Regions from separate parts of the Homo sapiens genome. Here region 1 is linked to region 2. A link is an interaction called in ENCODE POLR2A ChIA-PET data of the cell type or tissue named here. Cell type or tissue: OCI-LY7. All regions are shown on one strand. Links, peaks and the distances in the headings refer to the core of each region. The heading gives the core; the rest is flanking DNA.

What was found. Peaks named below come from ENCODE experiments on the same cell type or tissue, not always from the same donor. Only the 100,000 strongest peaks of a DNase experiment are listed, where the experiment ranks them.
Region 1: POLR2A ChIA-PET joins it to region 2 with 5 read pairs; 5 of 35 experiments call an interaction of 5 or more read pairs at or near these places.

What each region holds. Positions count from the first base shown.
Region 1 is chr2:26,257,596-26,260,504 of GRCh38, reverse strand. All of the region lies in intron 3 of HADHB (hydroxyacyl-CoA dehydrogenase trifunctional multienzyme complex subunit beta), which reads right to left. Among named protein-coding and RNA genes, the nearest start is that of HADHB, 14 kb to the right of the region's middle. In OCI-LY7, for the core only: no CTCF peak of the experiment used is centred there; no DNase peak of the experiment used is centred there.
Region 2 is chr2:26,067,549-26,070,457 of GRCh38, reverse strand. The region is part of intron 1 of RAB10 (RAB10, member RAS oncogene family); the gene reads right to left. LOC105374333 (a long non-coding RNA gene) reads right to left here. Exons shown (of 2, transcript XR_939851.3): 1 at 1-2,909. Among named protein-coding and RNA genes, the nearest start is that of RAB10, 35 kb to the right of the region's middle. RefSeq lists an enhancer at 1,711-1,760. In OCI-LY7, for the core only: no CTCF peak of the experiment used is centred there; a DNase peak (open chromatin) is centred at 1,667; H3K4me3 peaks cover 1,094 bases; H3K27ac peaks cover 1,599 bases.

The DNA of each region.
Region 1 (2,909 bases), core at 137-2,636, 190 kb before region 2:
TTATTTGAGCAGACAGAAAACAGGTCACTAAATTTGAAGATTTGCACACTATTCATGACTGACCTTGCAGGTGACAGGTCGAATGGTACACCATCATGTCATTCCACATTTTAAAAACTAACCAAGCCAGGCGTGCTGGCTCACGCTGTAATCTCACCGCTTTGGGAGGCTGAGGCAGGCAGATCATTTGAGGTCAGGAGTTCAAGACCAGCCTGGCCAACATGGTGAAACCCCGTCTCTACTAAAAATACAAAAATTAGCTGGGCACGGTGGTACGCTCCTATAATCCCAGCTACTGGGGAGGCTGAGGCAGGAGAATGGCTTGAACACAGGAGGTGGAGGTTGCCGTAAGCTGAGATCATGCCACTGCACTCCAGCCTGGGTGACAGAGCAAGACTCTGCCTCAAAAAAAAAAAAAAAAAACCAGAAAAAACTGACCATATATTCCTTTTATATACTTTCAGATAAAATTCAAATTCTTAACTCTTCTAACAAATAGCTTGTTTTACTCGGTTCCACCTTAAGTATTTTCCACTACTTCTCAAAATAGAACAAGATGAGCCAGCCCCCAGTCCTTTACAGCTTTGCTCAGGTCAGCCTCCTTGCCTTTACTTATGGACCTCCCATCTGCCTGGCCCCTTTTTTGCCCATCGAATTCTTACCTGTCTCTTGGGCCTCGTTCACATTCTACCTCCTAGTAAAGCCTTCCCTGATAACTACAGTTACTGATGATTCCTGCCTCTAAACCTCTGGGCAACCTCTAGGGCACACTGGCCATTCCAAATAATTTAGCATATTATAAAGTAATTAAACTAACTCTACAAGGCACATTTAAAAAATATTCATTATTATATGTAGGAGATCAGTCGGAGTGGTGGGAGAAACTATAGGGAAAGATGCAGGCCTTCTAAAAGGTCAGAAGGTTCTGCAGAGCCCTGGGGGAGAATAGCTGAAGGCAGCTGTTCTATAACCCTGAGGCAGAGGGCAAGGAGTAGGTACAAGGGAGTGTAGGGGAACGTATCTTAAACTAGCTTATTTATGTTGACCAGGAGCTGATCTTTGATCATCCATGCAAGACGTTCCTGGAAGGGGAGAAATAAACGTTAATTACCCACAGATTGTGTTTGCTCCAGGCTTTCATCACTGTGCCTACACTGAATAAAAGCAAGGAGCTCCAGCTTCTCAGGGCTGCTGCACTTTGGCCACTAGAGCCAGGCAGACCCCTAGCTGCTCTTACACTGCATACCTGTGTCTGAGTACTCATTTCATCTGTCAGTCAGCCAGGGTCTGTGGGACAGACCCGGCAGGTGGTGCCCCGTGTGAGACATGCTGCAATGGATCACGACAGAACCCTTGAAAATGAAAGTGAAGTGACCGTGCAGTAAGTAATTGGTGCCCACTCAGGATTTCCAAGTTCGAGGGGATTTTCAAGCTAGGGTTTCATCATGGGACATGATGTTCAAGCTAGGGTTTCATCATGGTGAGAGGGTTTCATCATGGTGAGAGGCAGGACTAGCTGGATTTCCTAGGCCGACTAAGAATTCCTAAGCCTAGCTGGGGAAGGTGACTGCACCCACCTTTAAACACGGGGCTTGTAACTCAGCTCACACTCGACCAATCAGGTGGTAAAGAAGGCTCACTAAAATATCAATTAGGTTAAAAGCAGGAGGTAAAGAAATACTCAAATCATCTATCATCTGAGAGCACAGGGGGAGCGACAATGATTGGGATATAAACCCCAGGCATTTGAGCAAGGAGGGGCAACCCCCTTTGGATCCCCTACCCTTGTATAGCAGCTCTGTTTTCACTTTATTAAATCTTGCAACTGCACACTCTTCTGGTCCATGTTTGTTCTGGCTCGAGCTGAGCTTTTGCTCACCTTCCACCACTGCTGTTCGCCACTGTCACAGACCCGCTGTTCGCCACTGTCGCAGACCCGCTGTTGACTTCCACCCCTCGGATCTGGCAGGGTGTCCGCTGCGTTTCTGATCCAGCGAGGCACCCAGTGCCATTCCTGTTTGGGCTAGAGGCTCGCCATTGTTTCTGTGCGGCCAAGTGCCCAGGTTCGTCCTAATCGAGCTCAACGCTAGTCGCTGGGTTCCACGATTCTCTTCCATGACCCATGGCTTCTAATAGAGCTATAACACTCACTGCATGGCCCAAGGTTCCATTCCTTGGAATCCATGAGGCCAAGAGCCTCAGGTCAGAGAAAAAAAGGCTTGCCGCCATCTTGGGAGCCGCCTGCCCCATCTTGGGAGCTCTAAGAACAAAGGCCCACCCGTAACAATGGGACTTGAGTTATCAGCTCAACAGCAACAGTACATAAAAGTATTGAAACAGCTGCTTGAAGCTAGCACAGCCTCCGTTTCGGAGGCTCAGTTAAGGGACCTAATGCAAACTGTTGTTTTCCATAACCCACGGTTCCCAGAAGAAGGCACACTAGACCTAGAGTTCTGGGAACAAGTTGGAAGAAATCTTTTTTTTTTTGAGACAGAGTCTTGCTCTGTCCCCAGGCTAGAGTACAGTGGCACGATCTCGGCTCACTGCAAGCTCTGCCTCCAGGGTTCACACCATGCTTCTGCCTCAGCCTCCCAAGTAGCTGGGATTACAGGCGCCCGCCACCACGCCCGGCTAATTTTTTGTATTTTTAGTAGAGACAGGGTTTCACTGTGTTTGCCAGGATGGTCTCCATCTCTTGACCTCGTGATCCGCCTGCCTCAGCCTCCCAAAGTGCTGGGATTACAGGTGTGAGCCATCACGCCCAGCCACAAGTGGGAAGAAATCTTAAATGACATCATGCACAAGGGCAACAGGTCCCAGTAACATCTTTAACGTTGTGGGCCTTAGTTAGGGCTGCTTTGGCCCTGCTCTACACAGAAGAGCCTAAAAAGAGAAGCGAAGAGGAACCA
Region 2 (2,909 bases), core at 192-2,691:
CAATTCCGAGAATAAAAAAATCCTTGAGGTTCAAAAAGATAGTCACTTTAAGTGACTGTGAAAATGTACCTATGTTTTAAAACAGGTGAAAAACAGATAAAACCAGATTTAATACTACTTCACTGAAATCACACAACTACTTGATTTAATCTAGTCTTTTCCCACCATTTCCTTTTGAGCTCTCAAGCATATCTGCCTGTAGCAAGTTCTCATCTGCACACGTCCTAGAAAAGCCAAAAGCAAATTCTCTACTCTGAAAAACTGAGGCCAAGAAGGCCACATCCTGTGATAAAGCCAAGGACGCATAATTTCAAGTCCAAGGATCTCTAGAAGAATTCGTGTAGCTGCACATCCATTATAGCTCAATATAACACAATGCAGAGTGAATATAAATCTAAGACTGACACACACACACCTCCCCCAAACCAAGATTATTGTCAAAAGTATCGGAGGCCAGGTGCGATGGCTCACGCCTGTAATCCCAGCACTTTGGGAAGCCGGGGAGGGCAGATCACTTGAGGTCAGGAGCTCGAGAGCAGCCTGGCCAACCATGGCGAAACCTCATCTCTATTAAAAACACAAAAATTAGTGGGGCATGGTGGCACGTGCCTGTAGTCCCAGCTACTTGGGAGGCTGAGGCAGAAGAATCACTTAAACCTGAGAGGTGAAGGCTGCAGTGAGATGAGATCATGCCACTGCTCTCCAGCCGGGGCAACAGAGTGAGACCCCATCTCAAAAAAAAAAGTATCTGAGTAGTTGTTTTTCCTTTTTTCTTTTTTTTTGGGGGGTAGGGGGGCAGAGTCTCGCTCTGCCGCCCAGACTGGAGTGCAGTGGTGCGATCTGGGCTCACTGCAACCTCCACTTCCTGGGTTCAAGTGATTCTCCTGCCTCAGCCTCCCAAGTTGCTGGGATTACAGGCGCCCACCACCATGCCCAGCTAATTTTTGTATTTTTAGTAGAGACAGGGTTTCACCACATTGGCCAGGCTGGTCTCAAACTCCTGACCTTGTGATCCTCCCACAGTGCTGGGATTACAGGTGTGAGCCACCAAGCCCAGCCAGTTGAAGTTTTTTTAAATGCCCTTCTATTATCCTCAGGATATGTCTCAAAAAGTTTAAATTATAGAAAAAAATCTGTAAATCCCAAAGAACACTACAACTCAGCATTAATCCTAAAACTGTTGGGGTTATCTCTTTTACTAGTGGGAAACATGCAGTTTACTGTGCAACTAGCCAAAGGCCTGCTAATGCTGATGGGACCATTAGCCTCAACCATGGTTCTACTGCAGAAATGAAAACCACCTTACCAAAGCCAACTTTTTGGGCATTAAAATTTCAAAGCATCTCAATGCTGTTCAGAGGGCAAATAGGCTATATTAGACATTAAGAAAGAAATTATCAGTTGAAATTAAGAATATATATGTGAGAGATTACAGAAAAGCTTAAGACAAACTAGAAATTCTTAAATTCAAACTGCCACTAAAATGGAAGGCAGTGCATCAGTAGTTCCTGAGCTATGTGTACTGTATTCTCTCCCCCACGAAGAGATAATCTGCATGAAAACAATAAGTGAAACATTTTTGAAACAGCTCTTTCATCTGACTTCTACAGAAGAGGTAAAATGTGTCATCACTAAATTTGCTTAGCTGGTTTTAAGCCTTGCCCACAACGTCTGAGGAAATGACTCAGCAAGACTCAGCCCATATGTTAACCAGAGTTAAGCGATTAACACAATTAAAGTTAAGCACACATTTCTCAAACACGCCCAATTTACAGATAAAGAAAGAGGCTCAGAGTTTAAATGACTTGCTCAAGCTCACAAACCAAATTAACTATGATCAGAACTCTGTCTCTTGGCTCAGGATTGTCTGATGTATTTGGCACTAAAAAGATCACCTCAAAAAAAAAATTAAAGGCTCACTGTCACAGTCACTGACAGGTATTTTCACATATAATCGCTCATAATCCTTAAAGATTAAATAGTATACAGTAAGAGTTTAAACACATCTTTGATAAGTCTTTAATTAGAAAATTCCAACTCCAATCCATTTTCCACATTTTCTGGGCCAACCATCTTTTAAAAATTGAATCTAACCATGTCACATCCCTGCTCAAACCTTCCATGGAATTCGAATCCTTAGCATGGACTACCAGGCTCTGCACAATCTGGCTCAAACCCACGTCTTCAACATCTATTGCTTCTGCTAGCCTCACAAGTCACATTTGCAACACACATCATCTTTCAGTTCTTTGAACTCAAAAAGCTCCTTTACTAAGGACCTTTTTGTGCCCACTTCCTCTGCCTGGAATGATGTTCTTCTACCTAACTTCTAATCATATCTCATGTAGCAGTATAAATGTCATTTCCCCAGGACAGCATTCTCTAGGCCACCTGACCATCCTCTGAAATAGATTAATTAATAACCTGTTTATTCTCATTTTACTAACTAGAGAACTACTCTGGTTTGATGTTTCTGTTTACTTGATGAACATATATCAACCCCCCAGCAAATTCTGCTGCAAGTATGGTGACCATAAGTCTGTTTGACCTCAAGTCTTCATTTATGATTGGTGTTTCCAAACATCGTGTACAAATCTACTGTCTTAGACTTTACATTTTTAACAAAGTTGCATCAAAATAAGTATTGATGGTTTCACAGACATTGAATTGGTGTTTCTAACTTCTGACAAGGTCTTACACAGTAGTCATGTGAGATGTGCATTGTAAACAGCTATCACATTTTAACACATGATTAAATCTAACAAGATGACTAGTGGTAGTCTGCCTCTTTTCTTAACCCTTTACAAATTTGAAACAATTGACATTTTCCTTTTTAGGACACCAAGTCAATATCAAGTATGGTAACAGGCAGCTAACTCCCTCCTTCAGGTGTTGACAGTTGCTGGAAG